Regions from separate parts of the Mus musculus genome. Here region 1 is linked to region 2. The links are chromatin loops, found by intact Hi-C in ENCODE. Cell type or tissue: heart. All regions are shown on one strand.

Evidence for each region. A loop is a pair of places that touch in the nucleus more often than their neighbours do. Peaks named below come from ENCODE experiments on the same cell type or tissue, not always from the same donor. Only the 100,000 strongest peaks of a DNase experiment are listed, where the experiment ranks them.
Region 1: a loop joins it to region 2, with 5 times the contacts of the local background. A loop is called at or near these places in 2 of 42 quality-filtered maps.

Annotation. Positions count from the first base shown.
Region 1 is chr2:116,673,420-116,681,419 of GRCm38, reverse strand. No RefSeq gene overlaps it. Among named protein-coding and RNA genes, the nearest start is that of Gm13990, 200 kb to the left of the region's middle. In heart, no CTCF peak of the experiment used is centred here; no DNase peak of the experiment used is centred here.
Region 2 is chr2:116,816,565-116,824,564 of GRCm38, reverse strand. The region is part of intron 3 of Gm13990 (a long non-coding RNA gene); the gene reads left to right. Among named protein-coding and RNA genes, the nearest start is that of Gm13990, 58 kb to the left of the region's middle. In heart, a CTCF peak has its summit at 3,014 (motif pointing right); no DNase peak of the experiment used is centred here; H3K27me3 peaks cover 199 bases.

The sequences.
Region 1 (8,000 bases), 140 kb after region 2:
CCTGGGCTCACAGGTGAGTGTTACCTCACAAGGTTTTCCATGTTCTGGGTTCATGGGTAAGTGTCACCTCACAGGATTTTAGATGTCATTTTATAGTTAATTCAAATCCACTCATTTTTTCTTTTTGTTAAGGAAGGTGAAATGTTCAGAGCTGTTATTTGAAAGGTGAATCAGATAAGGGAATATCAGAGCTCGAGACGAGTTCATTAGATGGTTATCATGGAGTAGGTGGGAAGTGAGAAGCCTGACTGGGGAAGGATGCTGAGGACTGATGGCAGAGAGGCTTAGATGATAATGAATATGGATGAGAAGATGACACTGCCTTTCACTGGTAAAACCAGCTTGTTGGAATACAGACTAAAATGATGCTAGCTATAGAAGGGCCTTGGATGCTGTATCTGTAAGTCAAACTGAAATATTAATGAAATACTGCGCGGAAACATTCCTTTCTCAATTGTCCTATGTCTGAGCTTGTTTGGGCTGGAGAGTATTAACCTACCACAGACTATAAAAAAAATTCCCAGAAAACACTACTTGCTTTTTTTTTTTCTAACTCAGGGAAGTCACTAACTTCTGTAGTAGATTCAAGAAGGGATTAAGTAATTATCCCTAATAGCGGAAAGTAAATTGTAAAATCAAATGTTATCTAGTCTCCAAATTGCAATCTTTTTGAAATACAGTAACCTGAAATGAAATATGCCTTTTCTGAAAGACAGTATGATGAAGAATATAAGGTCACAAAGGCAATAGAGGTGAATGAAATATGATAAATATGCCATATTGTATCAGTGTATTTAAAATGTTATAGAGGTATAAGGTTTAAAATGTTGTTCTTATATTTGCTGCAGACAAGCCATTCGCTTGTCAGTTTGTGATTTCAGGTTCTTTCTATGGAACATTCACAATTAAATTCTTTGCATCTGAAGCAATGGGTTGAAGACTAAAAACCAGCTTTAGAGGGGCTTAACCCTTGAGAGGTGTGGACTTAAGAAGGATGGTGGTCCAAATCAAGAGTCAGAAGGGAGACCTATCTTCAGTTCCTGTCTCTGCCTTTTTTTTTCACCTACACGTATAATATTGGTGAAACGCCTTTTCTCTATCCACCTTAGCTCATGTGTAAAACTGGAAATATCAGCACTGATTTCACAGAACTGTGGCCAGGCTTAAGAGGTACCTGTGCAAATGAGATTCATATTGCCTGGTTATCTTATAGGTGCTGAATAGACAATAATCACTGTTTCTGCTTTACCCAGGTAGCTTCTCTCAGTATGTTTCCCATGATGTGGAAGCTACATAAAACAGAATACCACATTTGAGTGTAAACCTTAAGTAAAAATTTAATTTTTTTCTAGTCCTTGATCCCAATTCAGCCCTCTGAAAGGACACATGGTTTTATTCTTCTGGATGGCAAACCTTTAACTATTTGACAATCGTTGTCACAACTCTTGTCTAGTTCTCCGTAGTTCAGCCAAGTGAATGATCTACTTGGGCCCAGTTTTGAGGGCAAATTTCTTACTTAGAAAGATCAGAATAGCTGCAGATTTCCATTCATTCTCCTGGCCCTCTGTCCCAGAGACCTGGGATGTGGGTGACCTTAGTGGAGATGGATAACAGTCGGGACATGGAACCTGAAGAGGCCACCTCCTGCAGCCAGGCAGGACCCCTAGTGGAGGGATAAGGGCACCAACCTACCCACAAAAGTTTTGACCCCAAATTTGTCCTGTCTAAAAGAAGTACAGAGACAAAGATGGAGCAGAGATGGAAGGAATTGCTAACCAATAACCGGCCCAACTTGAGACCCATCCCATGGGCCAACATGAATCCCTGACACTATTAATGATATTCTGTTATGTTTGCAGACGGGAGCCTCGCATTACTATCCTCTGAGATTCTACCCAGCAGCTAATTGAAACAGATGCAGATACCCACAGCTAAACATTGAACTATTGTGGAAGAGTTGGGGGAAGGATTGAAGGCCCTGAAGGCATTGGGAACTCCTTAGGAAGACCAACAGAGTCAACTAACCCAGACTTCTGGGAGCTCTCAGAGACTTAGCCACCAACCAAAGAGCATACATGTGCTGGACCGAGATCCCTGGCACATACGTTGCAGAAGTGCAGCTCTGTTTCCATGTGTGTCCTCCAAACAACTGGAGCAGAGGCTCTCCCTAGAGCTATGGCCTGAATGTGTATCTGTTCCTCAACAGGGCTTCTTTTTCTGGCCTCAGTGGAGGAACCCAGCAGAGACTTGATGTGCCAGGGTAGGAGTATACCCAAGGGGGTACCCTCCCAGAGGATAAGGGGGTGGGGGATGGAGAATGGAGGAAGAACCCTGTGGGTAGACCAGGAGTGGGCAGCATTTGGGATGGAAGTAAAGAAAGAAAGGAAAAGAAAGATATAAAGAAAGGAAAGGAGTAAAGAAGTAAAGAAGACCAGAGTAAACATTCTATGATGTGGGAAGTTACGTTATTTCTCCACTAGCAGTGTTTTTGTTCCTTGCCTCTGAACGAGGTTAGCTATTTTCAATGTACATTTATGATTCTATTTATATTAGTGTGAGTTTTGTGAGTTGATAATATTTTTCTTTGTTTTATAATCAGTCATCTTATTATAGCATCTGAGTTTAATCATCAATGGCCCTGAAGTAGTTGTTAGAGCTAAAAGGTACTAGATATTTCTTTTTTATATATGTGAGTTTATCCAGTGACATACGAGGTGGAGTGGGGGGGGGTGAATTTACCTGATGTTTTAGCTGAGTTCATTTTCCCAGAACCTTTCATTTAGTATTCCTGGCAGTTATTCATAAAGCATATGTTTAGTGTGTCCTTATTTGTTTAGAATGAGGGTTGAGAGTTTGACATAATTTGGATGGTGAAGGATTTTATTATCCAGGCAAGTCCAAATGGCTAAAAAGTTATATAAATAATCATGGGGGGGGTGTCAGCGCACACACTGTATAATATCCCAGAAAGGGCACCAGCTCAGGGTTACATGAAGGACTGGAAAATCAATAATTCTGACTGAAGCAGAGAGAGTGGATGAAGTGCGAAATGGGGTATCTATTGGGTAGGGGGAAAGGTGTAGGCCCAGAATGAAGAGCAAACGCAGTGTTTAGAGGAACTGTTTGACAGAGCTCAATGTGGCTAAAACAGCACAGATGAACTAAGGGCAGGAAGGACAAGCAGCACATGCTAAGGGACTGAATATCCTATAAAAGCAGTGACGGGCCTTTTCAAGGTTTTTAGTATAGGAATGGTGTGGTTTTCACGCTGGAAACCCAGTGTATTTGAAATTCAATAATAGGTAAGCCTAATTCTGTCAATCAAAAGGGGGACTGTGATTTTTTTCATTTGTTTTAGATACTGAATGTAGAAGGAGAAGCCAGTTTAGAAGGACTGGGGAGATGGGGAGGGAAGGGAGTGGTGAGTTCAGACAGAAGCAGAGTTTGGGGTAGCTTTGGCACCTCCCATGGAACATGCTTATAAAGTACATGTACAGGACTGAGGTTCCAGCGGGAATGTTGTCTGCACAGTTGTCACTCATCAACTGAGAAAGTATTAAGGCCATAAGGACAGACACAGTTTCATAGAGGCTACATAGGAAGGAGAATGTACGATGTTGAGCAATATGCTTTCTGCCCTAAACTCAGGTTTTACTCGGCATCTCATGAAATGGTATTATTTGGAAATAAGATCTTTGAAATTTTAATTAGTGTTAAGTTGATAATGAAGTGGACCACAACTTGGTGGTTGACATTCTCATGAGACAAAGCACAAAGAGTCCTTCCCCATTCATCCTGGGAGACTACCCTACAATGATGACAGAGGCAAGAATATTGTATCTAGAATTGTTGCCAGCCATCACCAACAAATGCCAGGACTGAGATGGGCAGAGATTCAGGTCCTAAATCCACCTGGGTTATGGTATCTGGTCATGGCAGCCTCGGGAGAGCAATGCCAGTATGACCTTGAGTCTTGCTGCTTGAGTGCCTGCTGGTCTCAGGACTTAGGACACAATACTTGATCTCTCTCTGCTGTGCCTTTTCCCTCAAGCACTGACTAATAATTCTATATGCCTTTCTATACAATCAGTTATCAACTTAAATGATGAAAGTCTTAAACCAGATAGAAAACCTTTTTGTCATTATTTCTTGATACATTTTTATAGTTATTGATTCTTTCAGTGGTTTTAAAAAATTTTATTTTTATTAGTTATAACTTTTGATTGTGTGTGTGGGTTGTATGTGTGCGTGTGTGTATGTGTGGGGGGTCACTGTGTGGGCATGTACATGCAAGTGCAGTGTCCACAGAAGCAAGAGGAGGGTAGAGTGACAGGCAGTTGTATACTGACTGACATGGATGCTCGAAATTGATCCCTGGTCTCTTATTGTTGAGCCATCCTTGTAGACTCTCATTTAGGGATTCTAATCAGGCATATATTAAGCTGCTCAAAGCTGTACCATAGCTCTCTTCAGATTCTCTTTCTACCATTCTCTGTGCTTCATTTTACATTGATGTCTTTATTATTGCTATTACTATTATTATTACTATTATTTTGCTATATGTAACCCATGACATTCTATTAATTGCATTTAAGAAACACTACATACTGTTATTTTCCCTTGGAAATTTGATTCTGGTGTCCTTCTGTGTATCTCTTTTAAATGTTCACCTTGTTCATTGTGTTTTTAACATAAGAATATAGTTATATAAATGGATTTAATGTCCTCGTCTCGTGGTTTTGACACCTGTTACAGTTCTGAGTTGGCTTTGATTAGTTGATTACAGCTTATTTTTCTTGTTTCTTTGATGCCTTGTAAACTTTGATTAAATGCCAGGCATCAAAAATTTTACATTGTCGGGTACAGGATATCCTTGTATTCTTATCAGGAGTCACATGCTATGCCAGCAAATTTACTTGAAATAGGCTTTTTTTTTTTCATGTTTTGTTTTTATGCTTTATAAGGCCTAACAGGGGAAGCATTTCATCCTGGGGCAGTTTTGTGTGACAACTGAGCTGTGTTGCTTTTCTGGGAACTCTTTCAGGTACCTTATGATTTATAAGGCCTTTCCTAACTTCTTTGTGGGAAAGTCGATTATTCCTGCCTACCATTAGGCCCAAGGATTTCTCTGTCTCTCTTGTCTGGGCCAGCATTTCCCTCTCATGCCCTAATGGTCACCAAGCTAAAGAGTTGAGTGAGACCTTCTGCAGGTTTAAAGTCCTTTCTGTGATGCTCTCTTGTTTGGGGAATCTGTGCATGAGAAATTTAGTTACCTTGGACTTTTCCATACCCAGATTCATCTTCCCAACCCACTGCACAGTTTTGATTTACTCTCTACTGTGGTAGGCCCAATGTTTTCTCTAAGCACTTTACTGGGAAATTTTTAATACTTCAGTTTTTTTCTCTTTCATCCTGAGCTTTCTTAATGCGGGATGTTTCAGAGAAAAAGGTTTCATACCTTTAAAAGTTTATATTATTATTTCAGGCATGTGAGAAAACATAGTCCCTGTTTCTCTGTGAGCCTGTTTCCATGTGATTTTCAAATTTTGTGGTTTCATTTCAGAAACAATCAAATGATAGATCATTGGGTTTCTATGAGAAATGTTGGGGGAAGTTTTTAACTTCAAGAGAGTAAAGAAGCAAGGCCTCAGCTATACAGGATAGGTTTACAGCTGGCCATTTGTCCCTAAGGTGTTACCGTATCTAAGAATGGATGGCAGGTAAGGAGTGTGGCTCATGGCACTGTGTCCTAAGAACACAAGAGAATCCATTACACATTATCATGCTAGTGTTTAGAGACAGTGGTAATCTCCATTCAGATTAAATGGTGCCTGATTTTCAAAAGAATGACTTCTCAAACTTACACACACACACACACACACACACACACAGAGGTATGCACATACATAGAATAAGGTTGGTGAAGTCACTCTTCTCTAGCATGTGCAAGCCTTGGGTTAATATGTAGGAACACAAGGCAAGAGGAAAATAGTATAAGAAAATAATTTCTATAAAATTGTGCAAAATGACATGATTAGGTAGCTGGCTCCATGTAGGCACGTGAAACTGTGGGCACAATGTCCCAGACTTTGGCAAGATGACACATTTCTGTATGGCATGACTTGTTCCCAAATAACGCAGAACCGTGAATGCTAAGTACACAAATACCATCTTTCCCTATTACCTTGTGCTTACCTTTCTTTTGTTTCTCTGCATACCTAAAGACAGAGGTTTAGGAAGGGGAATAAAACGAGAGAAGAAAAAAGAAGAAAATAATCCACAAAAATTGCTGAACCAGTTATTTGAGTTTACACATGGCTAAGCTGGGATTACTCTGAAAAGCCAAATCCACAGCTGGAATGTGGTGATCACACCAAAGTGCTTGTGTACCGGAGAGGCCTGGTGGTGCCTGCCATCAAGACTTTACTGTGTAGCTGGAACAGCGAGCCAGCCCATCACCTCTTTATATCCTCTTTAATTCTTAGATCATAAGTGCTACTAGTGCCAGCCAAAGGCCTCATAAATCATCTTTAGTGCTTGGCCACCAGTTTATTGGCATAAGCCTTTTAAATTTGGGCTTTGCTCATCCAGGTAGAGCAAAAGGCTTTCTGTTTTGTGCCTGGAATGTTGTTCAGCACACAGAAATTGATTTGAAAGTGAGACAGGAGACAGCAGTTGATGAAGACATCCATTTCGACTTTACTCAGGAGAAAGTGCTGAGATAATTTAGATTTGGGTGCTCTGTATAGTTTCTGGATATGAGATTTCTACTTTCCATGAAATTGGGACCCTCACTAGCAAGTTGAATTTATTCTGCTGTCCAGGACATGATGGAATAAGATCCTCAATAATCAGCCACCCTCCCCCACACATATATTGTACCCAAGACATCATGAACACTTGGCATTGGTGAACTTTAGGGTTCAGAGTTTGAGTGGATTTCCTTCTAGATTAGATTATTCAGGATTAGACTGCAATTAAAAATCTGGGAAGGGGCTGGAGAGATAGATGGCTCAGAGGTTAAGAGCACTGACTGCTCTTACAGAGGTCCTGAGTTCGATTCCCAGCAACCACGTGGTGGCTCACAACAATCTATGATGGATCTTGTGCCCTCTTCTGGTGTGTCTGAATACAGCAATATTGTGATCATCTATAATAAATAAATTAAAAAAAACCTCTGGGATGAAACTGGAGTAAATTTACTAATTATTCTTATTTATAAACTACCATTATTGACATAAATGTTCCAGGGAAATTTCATTCTTTCTGAGCTTTTTTAAAAAAAAAACTTTCATTAAAATGGAACAATCCCTTTTCTTTTGGTTGAACCTGTGCATATGAGATTCAGTTTCATGGGTGTTTACGTAGAGTTGCAGTGCTTAGAGAGGGTATGTAAGAGGGAGCATGGAAAAAAAAAACATAAACAAAAAAGCTTTTGTCATGAAGGGAGGTAAACCAGGAGCCAAGTAAACATGTCAGATGACAACTTGAACTGGTCATTGGGACATCCAATGATATAGAGGCTGGATGGCATCTATTTACTAGAGAATAAAGTCAAGGGATCAGAAGGAAATATATAATGTGTATGACATCCAGGTGTACAGTTTTACCAGGCCACTATTCACCCTGTATTCCAGAAACAGATTCAAAGTGGTACAGTTGCTTGCTACAAAGCTGGTCAGAGAACTCACTCGACAGGACATCAGTGAGCAGCTTGCTTGTTAAACAAAAGTGGGTACTGGCATCTTCTTTGAAATGTTAGGCACAGTAGAGAACACTGGAACAAATGTTCAGCTTACTTCTGACCTGGTTTGGTTTAGTTCTGAAATCTTCTTCCTGGGGTTCAGAAGATGGAATGGGGCCTCATGCTAAGCATATGCTGGGTGGCGATGCTGGCTGCTGACCATAAACCTATATCAAAGGACTACTCCAGGAGTTGTGTTAACACCTCATTTACACCCCCCACACACAAGAATCCACCACACTGAAAGTACCTTACA
Region 2 (8,000 bases):
CCGTGCATACCTAGTGGCCTTGTGGTCAGCTTCATAACTGTTTTATTTAGTCGCTAATGCAGTGTTATAAGCAAATATGGATAGGATTTGTGCTAATTAAGGTAAATAGAGCCAAGTTGAATCAGCTTTCCTAGGCTGAGGTCTTTTGTGGAAGTGGTTTCAACTTGCTTCCTTGGCTCTAGGCTTGCACATCGTATCTTAGGAGATTGCTTAGAAGCCACTATTTGATATCCCAGAAACATATCCAGGTTACAGATAAATAAGCCCGCTAATACAGATAAAATACTGCTAATGAAGAGTGTCTGCGATGGAGCTGAACTAGGAATCTGGGCACCTCTTTATTTCAGCTGTTAAGATTCTGCACTGAAGCAGAAGGAAAAAATGCCTTATTTTCCATCTGGAAACGAGGTAGTATAGTGACACGAGTACGCACAGAGTCACTGAAAAACAAGAGTGGCAGCAGCAGCTACCCAATCACCCCAGCATTTAGTTTTGAAACATGTCGCAGATAGACGTCTTACTGTACAGAGTCTAAACAGAACTCGTATTTTTACATACTGATTTCTAAAGTGCCGTTCAGGCTCCAGATGACTACTGTGTAATGAAGGGGGTGGTGTGTGTGTGTGTGTGTGTGTGTGTGTGTGTGTGTGTGTGTGCGTGTGTGTGTGCGCGTGTGTGTGTGTGTGCGTGTTTCTACCTGTTAGGAATTTGGAGGAGGAAGCTGTGTTCCACTGCCAGGCAGGAGTCTCTGAAGAGTCCTGGAAAATAAGCATGCCTTTAGGTTTGAACCAAGGAAAGATAGAGAAGAGGTTAGACCATAGAGGAATCAGAATGGACTGTAATTCCAGGTTGGGCCTGTCTCTCATGGTGCCAGTTGTCTTACTCTTGGCAAATGAGTTATTTTCAGTTAAAAATGGGGTAGAATTAGGACCCCGCCTTGGAGCTTCGGAATGCTTTTTACAGAACAGCAGCTTCCAGCACAGAAACAGGATCTGTCCGCATTGGTTAGAGTTATTCAAGCATGAAATATTAAGAGAAGTTTTTTTTTTTTTTTTTTTTTTTTTTTTTTTTTTTGTAGAAGTAGTAGGGGACAAAATAATTATCGGCTTGTACTACAGCTCAACAATTAACAAGAAACAAAATCCTTTCTTAGGCTTAAAACCATTTCTACATTAAGCACCGTAGCTCTTTCCCCCTCCTGCGGGCCCACCCACAGGATCTTTCCTGGCTCTGCCTGTGTCTTTGGGGTCTTTTGGGGGCAGGGATGTAGCAGTAGACATTGGACCAAAAAATAGTGTGTTTCCTAAAGCACAGAGTGCTCTCGTGTCTCCTTTGAAGTTATTGCTTTGGAAATGGACACGGATGACTTACAGTGTGTTTATGGTAGGTACAGTGAGCAGTGAGGAGATAGGAGAAGAACAATGCAGACTCTGGGGTAGAGAGTTCATGAGGACATCACAGGGATGAGTCCAAAAGGCAAAACAATTACTGCCATCGTGAATACTGAAGGAAGGGCAGAGAAATCCAGCAAAATATACCTAATAGATAATATTTGAGTTAATGATGATCTGAAGGCTCGCTAGCATCTCCAAGGAACTGGAGTTTTCCTGTATCCTGTGGCAATGACATTTAAAAGGACTTTTCCATTCAGGCCCTAACCACTTGGGTGATTCTGTACTTAGCTAAATAACTGAAGACGCTCTGGGTTGTAAGGCAATTTCTGTTCCCAGCTGCATTAAAATGCTATTATTAATTATCTCCTTTGGTCTACCATTATGCCTTTATTACACACATATTGTTGGCCTCTGTGATTATTGAAAGGTGGTGCCATACACAGAGGCATTACGCTTAAAACAATAGAAGCTGTTTATTTGCTTGTAGGAGATGTCAGGGGGAGACAAGCATTGTTGGCTAGAATTGACTTGAGGAAGTAAGGGGAGACTGATCGCAGCTCAGCCTAACAGTGTACGAGACACACGCTCCTACATGGCGGCTTCCATCATGCATTTCCCACGGAAGAAGGGGTGGGGGAGTGGGCACTGAGTAAATGAAGGTGAATACAGACTCAATTGTCGTGTGTGACAAGACACTTTCTCTCTTTGTTTAATATATAAATCAGGAGCACTTAGGAATTGATATTAATTAAAATAATGTATTTGCTTTCTTTCAACAGTAGTGTCAGCCTTGTTAAAAACGGAACACTAGATCTTCAATTAGACTTTCAATATTAAAAATCTCTCATGAAATATGAATTAACACTTAACTTGTTGCTCATCAGATTAAAGGAGAGAAAAGTGCAATGGATACTCATCTTTAAGCTTTCCTAACCCTGAGAGTAAGGTGATGTCCAGAGGCAGCACGGATCAGGGAGCTACTATTGTTACCTTCCAATAGGAGTGACTGCATCTCAAGAGACAGCAGAGAATGCCATTGTGTCCCCAGTATGATCTTCACATTGAGCAGCTAATGCATGGTGAATCTGTAAATGTCCTACAGTGAAAATGTAATTGTCCTTAGAATTCTGTCAATGTATATTTAGGGACAGGAACAGAAAGGGGCTTGATGGTGCTCTGCAGTCTCCCCCACATTCAGAAAGATTATGAAAACACTATGAAACGTATTGTATTTAAAGCACATGTTTTCTCTTTAGCTATATTGAAGTCTGGAAGCCAGTGAGCACTTCCAAGGGAGCAGGTGGAGAAAATGGCATTGCCTGCTCTCTTCAGATAGACACTGGATGTCATGCCATTCTGTTTCACTGGTTGCCTGAAGTTCCACCAGACATAACTGAAATGGCCAGGCTCAGGCTTCATAGTGCATCCAAAGATACATTATGAAACTCGAACGATCTTGTTGGCAATGTGTTGGCTTTGGTGAAAGCTGCCCATAAATGTGCTTGCTTATAAAGCACATCATTGTTCTTTTAATTACGTCCCACCTGGATTTATACATATGGAAAAGGTGACTGAATTTTAGACCTCTCTCCGGGAGTGGTGTGCACCAGAACAGAGAAGCCACAAGGTGGTGGTATGGTGCCATATATATACATTTTTACTGGACAACAAGAAAAGGGGGTTTGTTTAATGAGCTTGCACTCACAAGCCTGCTCATCTAGTGAACTGTGACTTTTCAAATACCAACCTATTAATGTCAAAGGCAATACTGAAGGGAACAGTTCTGTTTGATTTAAAAAATACAGACAATGTGAAGTCCACTATGGCCCAGTATCTATCACCTATGGGGCTCCATTCATGCCTAATGCTTTATTCAAGCTAAGACCTAGTTTTTAGATATCAGATTAATACATATCTGCAGCTTTGCACCTTTCTCGTTTGATTTTTTTTTTTTTATCATCAGGGCTCTCGGGGGCCATTTTCATTCCCTTACTATAGCATCCGAAAGCAGGTGGATTAGAGATAACCCTCATTGTGCTTTGTTTTGCTCCAGACACTGTCATTAATCATTCCGTAAGCCACACTTCACTTCTAGTAATCAGCACTGGCTGCTCCTGAGCTGGGCGAGGATTGCCTCTCACTGTGTAATATGGAATTGGAAGCGAATGGCTGAGGCCAGATGCCTCTTCTGCATTCGCTGGCTATCTCATCATTTAGGTATTTATCCACCTTGGGCTTGTACGGAGAGCACCTCTCTCCTTCCCAGGAGGGCACAGATTGCAACAGAGGATCAGATTTGTTACCCGGGCTTTGGGCTTTGATTGCCCTCTTATAAGTTCAGGATTAAAGTGAAATTTCCCACAGGGCTATGCAGGATTTGCTAGCATTTAACTGTTTAACCTGGCTGTTTGTGAATGAGAATCCTGTGGTCAACTATCCCATAGAGGATATTACAGTAAGCCGAGCCTGAATGGTACACATTCCGGCGTGTTCCTGTGAAGATGGGTGCAGTTGATTCCAATTAGCTTCGTGTCTGATGCTGGTTGTATTCACGCACACAGAAAGCAGGAACAGGGAGGTAAAAGCAAGTCAAAGCACTCTCATTCACAAAATATCCATATTGGTTTCAAACAAGCACAAATGCTGTCCCTTAAACGATAATTTCTACTTATGCTTTAAAAAAAGAGGCAATTGGAGAATTATTTAGTTAAGCACCAAGTTTTCTGTTTCCTGTAGTTATTTTCTATTCTTTTATTTGTTTATCATTTCTAAGGTAGTTTGTTTAAAATACCACGAAACTTAGAATATGACCAAAGCAGAGCACAGTTTGTTCATTTGTTTACTGTATGCACAGTGATCAGTATGCATTAGGGAAGTCTTAGGCTACACACAGTACTTACAGATAGAATTTCCTGAATCTTTGTTATTTCTGAAAAAGAAGAAGCCTCTAACATTCCCTTTATCCCCCAAAACTAAGAACAGGAAATTGAGGGAAGAACTATTCAAAAATCAAGTCCATATTATCTTTCCCCCTTCTTTTGTTGTTATTTAGGGTTGGATCTATTGAAAGGAGTGATCTGAAGGATGCTAAAATGATTTTTGTTACCTGGGTTGAAGGAATGTATGCCCACCCTTGTAGCTAAGCTATTTAATATGCTTTTTATATGCTTAAAAAGAGAGTGTTGACTTCGTGGTGTGCTTTCATGGCAATCAGCAGAGTAGTGAAGCAACAGAAATATGGCATTTGGGAAATAATTCTAAACTTTGTGGTGAAAGGGTTTGCAAGATCTTGAACCAACAAAAGCACGGACATTTTATTCTTCTGTAAATCTTCCATTAAATGTTTTAAAGAACTTAATTTTATGATACAACAAAAAAGGTGAGACACATTTTCAGTCGTAATAAGCAAAATAAAACAATGCACATCTGGATTTTTTTTTTTAAAAAAGGCTGGGTCATGGACGATTGAAACATTGAAAACTAAAGACAAAAATCCAAAATCGGTTTTAAGGATGTTGATGGAAATCCTCTTATAGCGGCTTGCGTGGGTGGCAACTGGATCATCTGTGGGGAACTGAAGCTGGGGGAACCACGAAGCTACGGTGAACGGGGCTGCAGACTAATTTATCTGCTGTGCTGCATTGGTGTCAGATCCCCTCTTTAATAGGGAGCCGCTTTCAAAGCTGCTGTGACGGGACCCTGATCTTCAGCCTGGTGGGAGCTTTGCTTGGGGTTAGAAAACAAGAGCGTGGCATAGCGGGTGTTAAATAGCTTTAACCTCATTTGCTACATCCCATGGAATCAGGTCTCTGTCTCTGTCTCTGTCTCTCTGTCTCTCTGCCTCTGCCTCTCTCTCTCTCTCTCTCTCTCTCTCTCTCTCTCTCTCTCTCTCTCTCTCTGTCTCTCTCTCTCCCCCTGCCAAATGCACGAGAAGGCTCCAGATTCACATGAGTGATTTTCAGCTGTGTGTTATGCTCCTGAAGTAACCTCTTCGTTCCCATTGTTTTAGTGTGAAATCATTTCCTCGGGAGATAATTAGGGTTGCTCCATTTATTACATTAAATGATTAGCATGCACTTGAAATGATCCAGTGTATTTTCCTTTATTGCTGATGACTCTTAAATATGGGCCTCCATTCTTAATGGTTAAATTAAGGCTGTCTAGGCTTTTTGTAGCTGACTACAGTGTAGCCAAACAAGAGAGACTTTCTTTTCCAAACACAGGCCAGGTGTGCTGGGCCTAGGGTCTAGGTCTGAAGAGGTTCTATTCATGTAGCTGTCCCACCTGGTTCAACAAAGTGCTCAGCACCAGTGCTTAAAGGGTTTCTCTCCCCAACCCCCTTGGTAAAAATGCTTTCAACGACAGGGTTCTGTCTGCATTACTCTTCCTATGTGTGCAGTGTGTAAGCTGAACACAGAGTGACCCTAGCTCCCATTTCAACAAAGTGTCTCACTGGAAAGGCATGTGCATTATTTGAGCAAGCAGTATGCCCCACAAAGCCATGGGAAATGATATTTTAAGAATCACCAAATATAGATTTCATTTGGATGCAAGGGCTTCTTGCTTCCTTTGAACTAGCCTGGCTGGGTGACCGACAGACCTCCCAAACCCACTGGAAAGTTCAGATGGAGCAGGCATGTACACTAAATAGGCAAGTGCAAAACAAGCCTCCTTCATCCTCTGGTTATCTTATACGTTCAAATTTTCCTCAAGAGATGGTAATAAGTGACCAGATAACAGAATTAGGTTCATTAGGAAAATTTAGACCAGTTTTTTTTTTTTTTAACTTCAAGATACAAACAGGCACATGTTCAGACTAAACCTTGTGCAGGATTACTGGTTTCATATTTGTTCACTCTATCTAAATATGAGCGGAATTTTAATAAATATCACCGTTAAGAGGCAGAATTTTACATAAGGAAAAAAACCCCCTCAAAGTATACAGTACAATTTCCTCCAAACTTCAAATAATTACATATTTAGAGGATGAGGGATCATTATCTGCCACCTAGTCGAAGTGACTCAAGACTGTCACTTTGCTCTTTTTTGATTTGTTTATGTAACGATCACATTCAAAAGCATCATTATTTTTAGGAGAACTGTGAGGTGCTGTTGGGAGTTTACAGTTCATAGTAGAAGCTGGAAAACGAAAACGGCAAAGTAGAAAGGGGATAAGGGACTGGGTGTGTGTGTGTGTAGATCTGGGCCCAGCGGGCTACACTGACAGCAGTGTTTCCTTCGTGAATGGGGTCAGCACTTGGAGGTTCTCACAATCCGACTTCCCAGTTTCAGTGAAAGAAGGAAGTGCCCGGAATCAGGGAGTTCCTTACCAAATGAGAAGAGGAATTCAATACTCCTTTCTTGTAACACACTTACTACTCCTTTCTCATAATTCATATTCCAGATGAATTCTCTGTAAACAGTAGCTAGCATTTCATCATTACAGAGAGGACGGAGTAGGAAGCCGCAGGGGACGATGCTTTGTATCGGAACTTGTCTTCAGGAGGAAAGTCAGCCAATGCTGAGTTGAAAGAGACAGTGCTTTGCGCTGGACCAAGAATGGCATCAACAACAAAAGGATCTTTTTGTTGGACTTTGTTTTCTTGGGGGATAATCAGAGAAACCATACAGGGTTTCTTTTATAAAGTTATTTCAATCTTTTACATTTGAAATGGTAATGTGCTGGTTAAATATTTAAGTAACCACAAATAATCCTTGTGTTTTCCCAGTCGGTCAAACTGATGAAAACGGTCCTGTTTTTGTCTTTCCTGTGATAGCAAAATACGGCTGGGTGCTGGCTGAAGCACATTCTGAAGAAACGCCCGTCTGTCAGTCTATCAGCTATGTCCCATATGGTCTTATTCAAATTCACACAGGGGAGACACATCATTGCAGGAGAGGGGAGAGACGCAGGACTTTTTTTTTTTTTTTTAATTTTAAATCTTAGAAGTGACTAAGGTCCACAGACATCAGGGTTTGTCAGGACATAGGCAGTTGCCATTCTGAATTTTTATTAACCCCTGTCTGGTGATTCTGTTACCTTGACAAGGCAGCAGGCAGGGAGATATACTTAGTTCTCCCTCTGTCCTCCAGCTGGAGATATTATTTACAAATGGCATTCCGGTAGGATTAGGTGTGACCTTTCTGATGAATTTTACCACCAAGTATGATTTACATTATATGCAACATAGGTCTTATTCAAAGTAGCTTAAGTGAATCATAGTCAAATTGTATTATCTTGTAGCCATCCATACCAAAGGAATCTTTGGGAGATGAAAATCATTTATTAGAAAGTGTTGGCAGCCTACTGATGACCCTCCATCTTTACCCTCCTTTAGAACTTCGGAGGGCATGGCCGGTATGTGCCATTCAGAATTCCAGGAGACAGCTTATCCTACTGTAGTATTGTTCAGTGGTGATGGAAGGATTCCCCAGGAGGGGGATGCCTGTAGGTCTTCATCAGCATCCTCACAGAAGGAGTGTTCTAGCCACAAATGATGGAGAGGCTTAAATTGCACTTCTTAGTGTAATTCTGTGAATTTCTTTTTAATGCATGTCTCTTTCACAAAAGATGAAGCTATAACAGTGGCATGAAAGTCTGCACTG